Regions from separate parts of the Homo sapiens genome. Here region 2 is linked to region 1. A link is a contact called in ENCODE Hi-C or POLR2A ChIA-PET data. All regions are on one chromosome and are shown on one strand. The core of a region is the stretch at or near the end of the contact, and the rest is flanking DNA. Distances in the headings are between cores, read along the strand shown. Region 1 holds the start of MAPK11 (mitogen-activated protein kinase 11). Region 2 holds the start of MAPK8IP2 (mitogen-activated protein kinase 8 interacting protein 2).

Evidence for each region. A loop is a pair of places that touch in the nucleus more often than their neighbours do. ChIA-PET counts read pairs that join two places held with the same protein, here RNA polymerase II (POLR2A). Pooled maps may share reads with other maps.
Region 2: a loop to region 1 is called in a pooled map, with 13 times the contacts of the local background. The contact joins the promoter of MAPK8IP2 here to the promoter of MAPK11 in region 1. A Hi-C loop is called at or near these places in 6 of 168 maps with a recorded cell type or tissue (CD4-positive, alpha-beta T cell, GM12878, adrenal gland and 3 more), 2 of 37 single-sample maps with no recorded cell type and 7 of 50 pooled maps. POLR2A ChIA-PET finds 5 or more read pairs at or near these places in 1 of 52 experiments (activated naive CD4-positive, alpha-beta T cell).

Annotation. Positions count from the first base shown.
Region 1 is chr22:50,268,689-50,274,866 of GRCh38, reverse strand. MAPK11 (mitogen-activated protein kinase 11) reads left to right here and starts at 4,487. Exons shown (of 12, transcript NM_002751.7): 1 at 4,487-4,690. The coding sequence starts at 4,575. RefSeq lists enhancers at 2,110-2,650, 2,651-3,190 and silencers at 2,798-3,147, 4,227-4,816, 4,837-4,896.
Region 2 is chr22:50,597,278-50,603,013 of GRCh38, reverse strand. MAPK8IP2 (mitogen-activated protein kinase 8 interacting protein 2) reads right to left here and starts at 2,221. Exons shown (of 12, transcript NM_012324.6): 1 at 2,131-2,221; 2 at 1,120-1,225. The coding sequence starts at 2,195. RefSeq lists an enhancer at 1,342-1,842 and a silencer at 2,632-2,811.

The DNA of each region.
Region 1 (6,178 bases), core at 3,238-5,737:
AGGGGTGCTGGGGGAGGTGGAAGGGGCTGGGAGGGGTACTGGGGGAGGTGGAGGGGGCTGGGAGGGGTGCTGGGGGGAGGTGGAGGGGGCTGGGAGGGGTGCTGGGGGGAAGTGGAGGGGGCTGGGAGGGGTGCTGGGGGAGGTGGAAGGGGCTGGGAGGGGTACTGGGGGAGGTGGAGGGGGCTGGGAGGGGTGCTGGGGGGAGGTGGAGGGGGCTGGGAGAGGTGCTGAGGGGAGGTGGGGGGGGTGGGAGGTGGGACTGCTTCTGGTGCCATCTGGTGGCTTCTTTCGTGCAACACATTCTTACCAAATGCCCGCTGCACACCACGCATGCACTGTCCTGAGCGCTAGGAACAGCAGCAACCAGGACGGGCAGGGCTCAGAGCCTCCCCTGTGTGCCAAGAATACAGACAGCCCAGGCAGAGGGCATTCGGTGCTCCAGACACAAAGTGAAGGCCCAGCTTCAAATGTGGCTGGATCCAGGCACACATCCTGAGGTTCTGCTGGTCTGGACTGCTAACCCACTCACGAGGATCCATTCTCAGGCAGCCCCAGCCTGTCTCCCCACCTGGGCACGTCATGGCTGGGGTCTCTTGATGGGCAAGGCCTCCATTGATCGAGTCCCCTTTGGACTGGGGCAGCTCTGTAGGGACCAGCCCCACAGGGTCAGTGGGTCTCTCCGTGTGCGGCGACGAGAGAGTGTAGAAATAAAGACAGAAGACAAAGAGATAAGAGAAAAGGCAGCTGGGCCCAGGAGACCACTACTACCAATGCATGGAGACCGGTAGTGGCCCCGAATGTCGGGCTGCGCTGTTATTTATTGGATACAAGGCAGAAGGGGCAGGGTAAAGAATGTGAGTCATCTCCAATGATAGGTAAGGTCACGTGGGTCATGTGTCCACTGGACAGGAGTCCCTTCCCTGCCTGGCAGCCGAGGCAGAGAGAGAGAGGAGACAGAGAGAAAGACAGCTTACGCCATTATTTCTGCATATCAGGGACTATTAGTATTGTCACTAATTTACTACTGCTATCTAGAAGGCAGAGCCAGGTGTACAGGATGGAACATGAAAGTGGACTAGGAGTGTGACCGCTGAAGCACAGCATCACAGGGAGACGTTTAGGCCTCTGGATAACTGCGGGCAAGCCTGACTGATGTCAGGCCCTCCACAAGAGGTGGAGGAGCAGAGTCTTCTCTAAACTCCCCTGGGGAAAGGGAGACCCCCCCCCCTCTTTCCCGGTCTGCTAAGTAGTGGGTGTTGTTCCTTGACACCTTTTGCTACGGCTGGACCACGGCCCGCCTGGTAACGGGCGTCTTCCCAGACGCTGGCGTCACCGCTAGACCAAGGAACCCTCTGGTGGCCCTGTCCGGGCATAACAGAAGGCTCCCACTCTTGTCTTCTGGTCACACCTCACTATGTCCCCTCAGCTCCTATCTCTGTATGGCCTGGTTTTTCCTAGGCTATGATTATTGAGCAAGGATTATTATAATATTGGAATAAAAAGTAATTGCTACAAACTAATGATTAATGATATTCATATATAATCATATCTAAGATCTATATCTGGTATAACTATTCTTGTTTTATATTTTATTATACTGCAACAGCTCGTGTCCTCTCTCTTGCCTCGGTGCCTGGGTGGCTTGCCGCCCACACAGCTCCATTCAAGCCACGATGAAAAACGGGTGGCCATCTCTCCCCCACAAGAGAAAGGGGTACAAGGCCAACTGACATCCCCTGCTCCAAGGATCCCTGAAATGACATTGGGTTCCCCCCTTACCCAGAGACATGGCTGGTCAGGAGATCAGAGCAAGGGGGTGGACCGAAGGCTTAAGTGCTGAGCGGGAGGTCTCAAGTAGGGAGCTGGGAACCTGGAGGCCTGGCTTCCGTACTAGACCCCTGCAGTCCACCTCTTCCCTGTCCCACTGGGCAGTCAGGAAAGAAGGGAAGGGTCAGTGAGACCCCACACACATGAAACTTGGGGCTGGGGAGAGGCTGCAGGCCCAGCAGTCCAGCATCTGGGTGGGGGCAGGCACCGGGTAGAAGCTGGGCATAGCTGCTGGGGTGCATGCGGTGGGCTGGAGTGGTCAGCTGGCGACAGACGAGGGGTGGCCTGTCCTTCCTGGTGCTTTCCAAGTCCCATTTTCCTCCCAGAGTGGTGGGAGGAGAGGTGGCGGGTAGCTTAACAGCCCAAGGCTACATCCTGCTTGCTTCTTACAGGCAGGACAAGTCCCCTGCTAAATCAGCTCCGCGACCACCATCGCCTGGTCTCCCGGTGAGCAAGGCCAGATTTGCCTTTTAGGAAGTTCACTGACTGCAGGAAGAGGCCAGCTGGGAGGGACCAGCAGGACCAGAGAGGAGCTGTCACAGTGACAGCTCCAGTGAGGAGGGGTGGCCAGGACCAGCGGGGGTGGGGTGGGGGCATGAGCACGGAGAAGGGGTGGCCTGCTGTATTCAGGGGCCACAGCGAATCAGCTGGGTAGGAGAGGCGCCTCTGGCCCAGGGCTTCTCACTCCTGCCCTGCCACCGGCCCTTCCTGGCTCCCCTGCCGCTTCCCCTCTGGGCCTGGGACTGTCCTCCACCGGCGGCTCCCTCCAGGGGGGCTTCCCTTGCCCCCGCCGAGCTCTGAAGGTGCCTCTCCTGGAAGATGGCCTCCAGGCCCTGACGCCACCCGAAACTCCTCAGTGATCACTCCCTTGCAGTGCCACGACCCCACACTGTCCCCAGTAGGCACATGGGCGGGACCTCTAATGCCTGGGCAGGCAGGGGGTTCCCGGGGCAGGTCAGCTCAGTGATGAGAGGGGCCCGTTTCCACCGCCCCCCGCCCCCACCCCCACCCCACACGCCCGCCTGACCTGCTGAGCGGCCGGGGCCTGCAGCGAGGCCGCGAGGATTGCGGGCGGACGCCTGGGGGAAGCCTGACACCTCCCCACCTCCATGTCCCCCACCCTAGGGGCGAGAACGGAGCCGCCCAGTCCACGGGGAGGCGCAGGGGCGGGGCCGGTCGCCATGGGAACCCGACTCCCGCCCCGCCCGGCCGCGGCGCAGACAAAGGCCGCTCCCCTCCCCCGGCGGCCGCGGCCGCGGTTCCCACAGCTCCGGGGCTGCGCTCCGGCCTCCTCCTCCTTTAGCTGAAGCTCCATTAACTCTGCACAAAACCTCGGCCCGCCTCGGCCGGGCCCAGTGAAAGGCGCTCCCGGGCGGGGGCCCTCGGGGAGGCTGCCCGTGTCCTCGCCCCAACCCAGCCCGAGCGAGGAGAGGGGCCATCCCCGGGCCCGCGCCAGGCCCCCAGCCGGATGCCGGCTTCCAATGGGGAAACTGAGGCACGGGGCTTGGTCATGCAAAAGGGGCCGGAGCGGCTGGGACTGAGACCCGTTCCTTCGCCGCGGTCCGCATGGGTCCGGTGGCCAGCACCGTGCTGGCTGTTTTAATTTGGTTGCCGATATATAAAAATCAGATTTGACATTAAAACTCGGATTTTAGTGTTTTAAAAAAGGAGTGTTTTGGGCCACTGGGATCCTGATTTCTCACTTCGCTGGAGGGGGTCGCCCAGCCGCGAAGCCTCCCACCACGGCTCTACCAGGGCGGAGGTCGGTGGCCGGTGTTCCAGGGAGCAATGCTCCGCCGAGCCCCGGTCGCTTTCAAGTGGGAATAAAAGTAGCTGTGCGGCCCCGAGCGCGGCAGAGACGCCGAGTGGGGCGCTGCCCCCGTCACCGCCAAGGCAGCCCCCCGCGCCTGCCCGCCCGCGGGGCTGACTTCAAGGACCCTGCACCCAAAGGCGGCTCCTCGGACCTGGGATAGTCAGGGTGGGCTTCCTAGAAGAGGTGGCCGCTAAGGAGGAGGAAAGGTTCTGGGCAGCAAAAAGGATCCGTTTGGGGCCGCTGCTTGTGGGTAGGAAGGCCCCGGGGTGACGCCGCTGTCCCTGGTCCTGACAGTCCAGCGGTCGCGCCTCTCTCAGAGGGGAGGTCAGGGCGAGCCGGGGCAGGAGGCCTGGAAGGTTCCCGGGGCGCACCGCGGACCAAGGCCTGCAGGTCCTGCGCAAGAAAGCCAGGCCGGCCCTGTCCCAACGCCTTTCGGCTTATTTTCCTATCCAGTGCCGAGTCTTTAGAAGGTGCTATTCATATTTCTGTCTTGAAAAATACTTCCCATGGTTTACCCCTGGCTTCTTCGCTTTTGACGGTTCTCCCTCGTTGGGGAGGGCGCCGCCGGGGTAGGGAAGCCCGGGCCGAGCCCAGACGCGGGCGCAAGTCTGGAGAAGCGCGCGGCCCCCAAGAGGTGAGAGCCGGAGGGAGGTGTCCGCCCTCGGCGCCCCCCCCGGGAAGGGGAGGGCTGGTTTCCGCTCTGCCACCGCCTCCGAGGCGCAGGAAGCAGCGCATTTGTCTCCGGGAACCCCCCCACGCCCCGGCCACCCAGCCCGGGAAATCCGCCCGGGCCTCCCGGCCCCGCCCCGGAGCCCCGCCCCGCCCGCCGCCGCCGCCGCCTCCGCCGCCCTCCGCTCCGCTCGGCTCGGGCTCGGCTCGGGCGCGGGCGCGGGGCGCGGGGCTGGGCCCGGGCGGAGCGGCGGCTGCTCCGGACATGTCGGGCCCTCGCGCCGGCTTCTACCGGCAGGAGCTGAACAAGACCGTGTGGGAGGTGCCGCAGCGGCTGCAGGGGCTGCGCCCGGTGGGCTCCGGCGCCTACGGCTCCGTCTGGTAGGGGCGGGGCAGAAGGGGTGCTGGGTGGGGGCCGGGCCGGGCCGGAGAGCGCGTCCCCTCCTCGCCCGCGCGAGGTTCTCGGCGTGGGGAGGGGCCTCGCCCTGCCTCCGCCCCCGGGCGCCAAGCGGATCTGAGGAATGAATGGGGGGGCGGGGGTGGCGGCGTAAAGAAACTTTCCAAGCAGACGCCGTTACCGGGAGGGAGGGGGGTCCTCCGGCCTCTCCCGATTCGGACTGCTCCCCACCAGGCCTGAGGCCTGGGAGGTCACAGCTGGCGTGAGGGTGGGTCTCACGCGACCGAGCCCCGAGCCACCCTGATGTCCGGGCCCCTAAACGTCTGAGCACCCACCTGAGATTCACTGAGTCGGGTCAGGCAGCCCCCCGGGGTCTAGCGGATGACCCTCCCCCGCCCGGGCTGGGGGCTATTGTCTGAAAAGGGAAGCCCCGCTCCCGGAAGCCAAGATCTCTCCCCCTGGGATGGCCTCAGACTCCCCCTCAGACCACAAACCCCACTTAGGCCCTGGGGCCAGAGGACCTGGCCTGGGGCCCAGGAAGACGACAGAGTCTGGGTGGGGGAGGGGGGTCAACTGGGCCAAGGTCTCTGTTAGACCCGGGTAGCCAGGGCTGGAGGGGCTTAGGGTGAGGTAGTTACCGGGAGTCCTAAGTTTCAGCCTCCATGTTGACTGGGAGGCTGATCATGGGTACAGGCTTTGAGAGGTGCAGCTGAGTCCTCACCATGGCCAATGCCGCTTAGCTGCTGCCCACTGGGGGGTCCTGGTGGGGCGCAAAGGCAGAGGCAGCCAGGGCAGAGCTCTGCCCCAGGCACTTGCAGGTTGGAAGTGGGACCTCTAGGCCCACCAGATTTGGAGCTCAGGAGCCGGCATCAGGGGCCGGGGGTCCCAGGGCAGGCTGTCTTCTGGTGTGGTCCCTAGCCTTCCATCAGAAGCTGTAGGTGGGTCATTCTAGCCATCATGCCAGCACAGATCTGTCTTCCTCTTTGAGACCTGAAGGGCAGGAAGAGGGTCTGGGACGGTGTGGGAGTGGCCATAGGGGACTAGGGTGGGTCATGGCTGGACTCGCCGTCTGGGAGTTGCTGAGAGGTGTCCGGTTCTCTGAGTGAGGCCTGGTCTCCCCCCTTGCACCCCTGGCCCATTTTCTTAGTTCCACTGCCAAGGCTGCGGGCCAGGTGCCAATTCCCTGTCACCTGACCGCACAGATGCAATTGGCCAAAAGAACTTGCTGCCCCACGTGCAGGGCCACTCCCCTCACCACCTCAGGAGCACCTTTCCCTGGTCATAGGCTGGGAGCATGGCTGCCCCAGGCACCTCGACCTGCGCCCATGAGCATCCCAGACCCAGCAGGAGCCGCTCCTGCTCCCCTTGTGTGGGCATGGGGGGTGGCCTCAGCCTCCACTTGCTCTGAGACAGGATCCCAAGAGACAGAAGTGGGAGGGAGAGAAGAAGCAAGTATCAGCCAGAGGGAACAG
Region 2 (5,736 bases), core at 972-3,471, 330 kb before region 1:
AGCTGAATGACAGGGATTCTCAGAGCAGCCCCAGCCCCACTTTCAGACTCATCTAACTGCAGAACCCCATCACATTTGACACCAGCACTGTGTTCCCTTCGCAGCGTTTTAACACAACTTACAGTTACTGGACATGGTTTTTGGTCTGTTGCAAGCCCCACCAGGGCAGGGTCATGTCCATGTTATGCACTGTTGCACCCGCCCCCAAGAACAAGACCTGGGGCTCAGCGGATGTTCAGTAAACATCAAACAGATGCAGAAATGGAGAGACAGCCTCTGCACTCTGAGGATTCACCAACTTTGCGCCAACCCCAGGGCCATTGGCACAGTTATTCCCCATGCTGGCACTTCCTCTCCTCCATTCCCTCCTACCTACCCCATCTGCCTGGCTCTGCTAACCTCAGGGCATGGTTGACATTTCCTCTGGAAATTCTCCCTGATTCCTTCAGTGTGGATTGGGTTCCCTTCCCCCTCGTGGAACTTATGTCCCTGTTGGAATGCAGCCCTTGACACGTGGGCAGCCATTGTCCCTTACAAGTCTTTCTCCCCTACTAAGTTGCAGCTCCAGAGAGCAGCTGTCCTGTTCCACTCCCAGCACCCAGAAGCCCCCAGTACTTGCCACATGGCAGTTGCTCAGAAATGTTCTTCAATAAATGAAAGCAGAAATGTGGAGAGACAGGGAGGAGGAGAAGCAAGAGATGGACGAGAAAAGATTTCAGCAGGGGGAGACATGAAACAGACAGATGGGAGCTGCAGACGAGGGCACAGGGCTGCAGAGGGGACAAGGTTGTGATGGCAGCTGCCAGGGATTAGATCTTTCTGGGAGTGATCTGAGGACAGAGGGCACCCAAAGCAAAGGAGCACCTCCCTGCCCCGGGCTGGCCACCGATGGGGTCGGGGAGAATGCTGGGGAAGGCCCTGCGTGGAGGCCTGCAATGTGTTGGAATAAGAGAGAGTTGATACCAAGGAAACCTCAAGGGTTAAGTGGGGAGGAGCCATCAGAGGAGTCCCCGGTTCAAGGCTGAGCTCACACCCACCCTAAAACCCCAAGTGAACGCTAAGAAGAACCTAATGAGGCCCTCCCTTGAGCTGGATCTGTGTCCCCAACTCTTCTCCCACCTTCTCACAGTGGTCTGAGTCGTAGCTGAGGCCCAGGCCACAGTCATCAGTGATCTCAGACAGATCTTCGTCGTCAAATTCTTCCAGGCTTATGTCCTGGGGAGGCCTGGAAAGGAGACCAGGGTCAGAGAGCCACCAACCCTGGACTCCCTGCCTGGCAACTGGCCCTGAGGAGGGGCAGAGGGAGGCGTCAGCTCCTACACCCAGTGGTTTCCACAGCCCCCAGCTCTCGGAACACATCCTGCCATCATCTTGACCCCCAAGCTCTGCTCGCCTGTGGATCCCCTCCCCCATCTGAGCCAGGCCTGCCCGGAGGAGCCAACCCTGCCCCCACCCCTCCCACCCCGCCTCCCTGGAGAGCCAGCAGCCTCTCCTCCCTCCACTCGCAGCTCCAGGCCCCTGGGGTCAGGGTCTTGCAGAGCAGGGGAGGGGGAGCTGCAACGCGGCAGCGGCAGATGGGGAGGGGTCGCTCCTGCTCTGGGAAGAGAGTCTGGCCTGTTTGTCTCCCCCTCTCCGGCGGAGTGAGGCCTAAACCCAGAGGCCCAGCGTCCTCCCAACCCCAGTCCCTTCCCGCAGGGCTCCGGGCTTGATTTCCACTCTCTCCCGGCCGGGCCCTATCGGCCAGGTCTGGCGTCCACTGAAAGAGGCCAAGGCCACCGGGACACGCCGCGCCGGGAGGGTGTGCCCGCATCCCGCCCGCATCCTCCCCCGCAGAGGGTCGGCCCAGGGCCTCCACCCTTGACAGGTCAGCCGTCCAGGCCGGGCGCGGCTCAGAATCCCGGCGGGGCCCGGGGGTCACTGAGGCTGGGGACGCGCGGTGAAGATGGAGGGAGTGGGAGCGGGGTGGGGGTGGGGCGCCCGAGCCGAGGCTCAGGGACCGCAGGGGGCCGGGGCCGGGTCCGCGCCGGCGGCGGGGCTGGGGCGGCGGGGACGGGGGTCCGGGCCGGGTCGGGGTCGGGGGGGTGCGCAGGGAGCGGAGGGTCCGCCCGGCCCGGGCGCCGAGGGGGGTACCTGCAGCCCGGCGGCGACAGCGAGTGGAAGGTGGAGAGAGAAAACATCTCCGCGCGATCCGCCATCTTCTCCGGGAGAGGCCCGCGACTGCGGCGGGGGGTGCGGGAGCCTCGCCGCGCCCCGCGCCGGCGCTCGGCCCGCCCCGCTCACCTCGTGACACGCCCTGCGGCGTCCGCCCCGCGCACCTCGCCCGGACTCCGCGGCGGCGCGGGGAGGGCGGCGGGGGAGGCGGGGGAGGGACGCGGCCGGGGACGCTGGTTGGAGGAGAGGCGGCGGCTTCACTGCCGGGCGCTGGTTGGGGAAGGGCCGGGCGTGCGATGAGGATTTTTCCCGGGGAGGGGCGGGAGGGAAGGGGCGGGCGGGTGGGCGTCGGGCCCCGCCCTGGAGGACCCGCGCGGGGCGGGAGGCCGAGGAGGCAGCGCCGGGGTCCGCGGGCCTCGGGTTCGCCGTGGGCTGTTTCCTCTGGGCGAGAGGCCGGGGCGGCCCCGGGAGCTGCGCCGCCGCGCCCAGGATCCCCCCAGGAACCCTAACCCGGGTGCGGCCCGGAGCGGGGTGGCGGGCGAGGCGGGAGGCGCGGGAGGAGCTGTCCGCCGTCGGGTGCTGATCGGAGCTGTCCCCACGGGGTGCTGACCGGGGCTGCACGGGGACGTCTGCACGAGGGTCGCCGAGCAGGGCTGGATTCAGAATCGAGCACAAGGTACTCAGAGGATGCTGGCTGGGGCTAAAAGTGGACTTTGAGCACTCAGTAGAGACTGCACAGCCGGACGGACGTACCGACGGGCACTGGGAGAAGTTAGCACCCACGGAGGCGACATGCGTCCCACTGGAAACACTTTTTCTTGGGCACCGTGTTGCTGGGCCCTGTGTAGGGAACTGACCCGCTCTGGCTTGGGATGGAGCCCTGTGGGGAGGGCCATGGTTGAAGCTGAGCTCGAGACGGTGGCTGTGGGAGGAGGCGGGAGATCAGGGTTGAGGGCGCAGAACTAGGGAGAGACTGCAGGACACTTTTTTTCTTTCTAAAATAGAGACCGGTGGCTGGGCGCGGTGGCTCACGCCTGCAATCCCACCACTTTGAGAGGCCAAGGCGGGTGGATCACGACGTCAAGAGATCGAGACCAGAGACCATCCTGGCCAACATGGTGAAACCCCGTCTTTACTAAAAATACAAAAAAATTAGCCGGGCGTGGTGGCGGGCGCCTGTAGTCCCGGCGACTTGGGAGGCTGAGCCAGGAGAATCATTTGAACCCGGGAAGCGGAGGTTGCAGTGAGACGAGATTGCGCCACTGCACTCCAGCCTGGCAAGAGCAAGACTCCGTCTCAAAAAAAAAAAAAGAGAGAGAGAGAGACCGGCTCTCTCTGTATTGCCCAGGTTGGTCTCAAACTCCTGGGCTCAGCTATCCTCTGGCCTCAGCCTCCCAAAGTGCTGGGATTACAGGTGTGAACCACAGCACCTGGCTAAATATTGGCTAAAGAAGGAGGCTGGCATTTCAACAAAAGCGCAATCCCTTTTCCCCCTTGATGAAAGTTATGTGCCCTAAGATTTCTTTATGTCTTAGTTCTGCGGAAAATTCTTTTTTTTTTTTTTTTTTTTTTTTTTTTTTTTTTTTTTGAGACAGAACTTGCTCTGTTGCCCAGGCTGGAGTGTAGTGGCACGATCTCAGCTCACTGTAACCTCCACCTCCCGGGTTCAACCGATTCTCGTGCCTCAGCCTCCCGAGTAGCTGGGATTACAGGCAATCACCACCATGTCCGGCTAATTTTTGTGTTTTTAGTAGAGATGGGTTTTTGCCATGTTGGCCAGGCTGGTCCCAAACTCCTGACCTCAGGTGATCTGCCCTCCTTGGCCTCCCAAAGTGCTGGGATTACAGGCGTGAGCCACCGCCCCTGGCCTGGAAAATTATTCCTTAGGAAAGGACAAGGCACTTGAGTGACAAACACCAGAAACGACATGGCAGAAGGAGCTCATGCAAGTCGGGAAGGGGGGTATCACCATTCCAGCTCAGAGAGAGGCCTGTGGCCAGGGCCTGATTGAACCTGCACTCTTTGGTGTCCCATCACAATTTATATTTTATGCCAATTACAGTATTTTTCTAAGAATGGCATTTACTTGGCTGGGCACAGTGACTTACACCTGTAATCCCAGTACTTTGGGAGGCCAAGGTGGGTGCGTCACTTGAGCTCAAGAGTTTGAAACCAGCCTGGAAACATGTCTCTACCAAAAATAAAAAAAATTGGCCGAGCCCAGGAGGCAAAGGTTGCAGTGAGCTGAGATCACACCACTGCATCCAACCTGGGGGGCAGAGTGAGATCCCATCTCAAAAAAAAAAAAAAAGCCATTTACTAGTTTATGCTTGCCTTCTTGACTTGGGTTGGCTGGAGAGAAGAGAGGCTGTCATCTCTCTGTGAAGCCCTAGGCTCCAAGCATGGTGCCTGGCAAACAGTAGGTGCTTAGCAGACATGTGAATGAATGAATGAGAGAGCTTATGGTCTCTAACCCAGTCTGGGGCATCAGGTCTTTGCCATAACAGTCTTTTCCCTTTTAGAAGCACTAAGAACATTCCCCATTTCTGAGGGAGTCTGGGCCTATTAACCACTCCCTGCCTTTCCCAAAAAATCCAGATCCCTTCCCAGATTTCACAGAGAGTTTGACCTCAACTTTCCAGATTGGCTTTTGATCCTGAGTCTTTTCACCAAACTGGTTCATCTGGACATCCACATAAATGACCCATCCAATACCCTGGTCAGTCAGTTCCTTGATTTCTGATCTGTCAACAGTCTTTAATACTCAAGTGTAGTGACCTCTCCCACAAAGTGCCTCCAGGATCTACCTTCATCTGGAATTGCAGCAAGCTTAAAATCTTTTTTTTTTTTTTTTTTTTTGAGACAGGGTCTCACTCTGTCACCCAGGCTGGAGTGCAGTGGTGTGTCCCTAGCTCACTGTAGCCTCAAACTCCTGGGCTCAAGGAATCCCCCTGCCTCAGCCTTCTGAGTAGCTAGGACCACAGGTGCACACTACCATACCTGGCATTTTGTTTGTTTTTGTAAAAACAGGGTCTCACTATGTTACCCAGGTTGGTCTTAAACTCCTGGGCCCAAGCCCAGGTGATGGCCTCCCAGAGTGCTGAGATGACAGGCATGAGCCACAGCATCCAATCTGAAGTCTTATAGTCTCAAATTTCATCTTAGATCCTAATCCCCAAAACCTTCCTCAAGCCTCTCCCCTTCCTTCCCTCCCTCTTAAAAGATGGTCACTCCCAGGTCCCATGAGCGTAAAGACCATGAGATGGGGGATACCGCCCGCAATTTTATCTGTGGACCTCCCATCTTGCCCCCAGAGCACAGATGGAAGATCGTCGGCCTTAAAGTCTGAAATACGGGAGCCACTCTTCATTTTGCACCAACTTGTTGAACGTGGGCAAATTACTCAGTTCCTCGAGATCTTGGTTTCTTCCTCTGAGCAATGGTGCTGCGAGGACCACATGTCGTGGTGTAAGCCCCAGACACAGGCCCTGTTGTTTGTTGGTGATCATTTAAGGCTCACCTTTCCCCTGCTCCTCACACCGGGGACATGTCCTCCCAGTCCCCCAGGGCTGCTCTGTGCAGCTC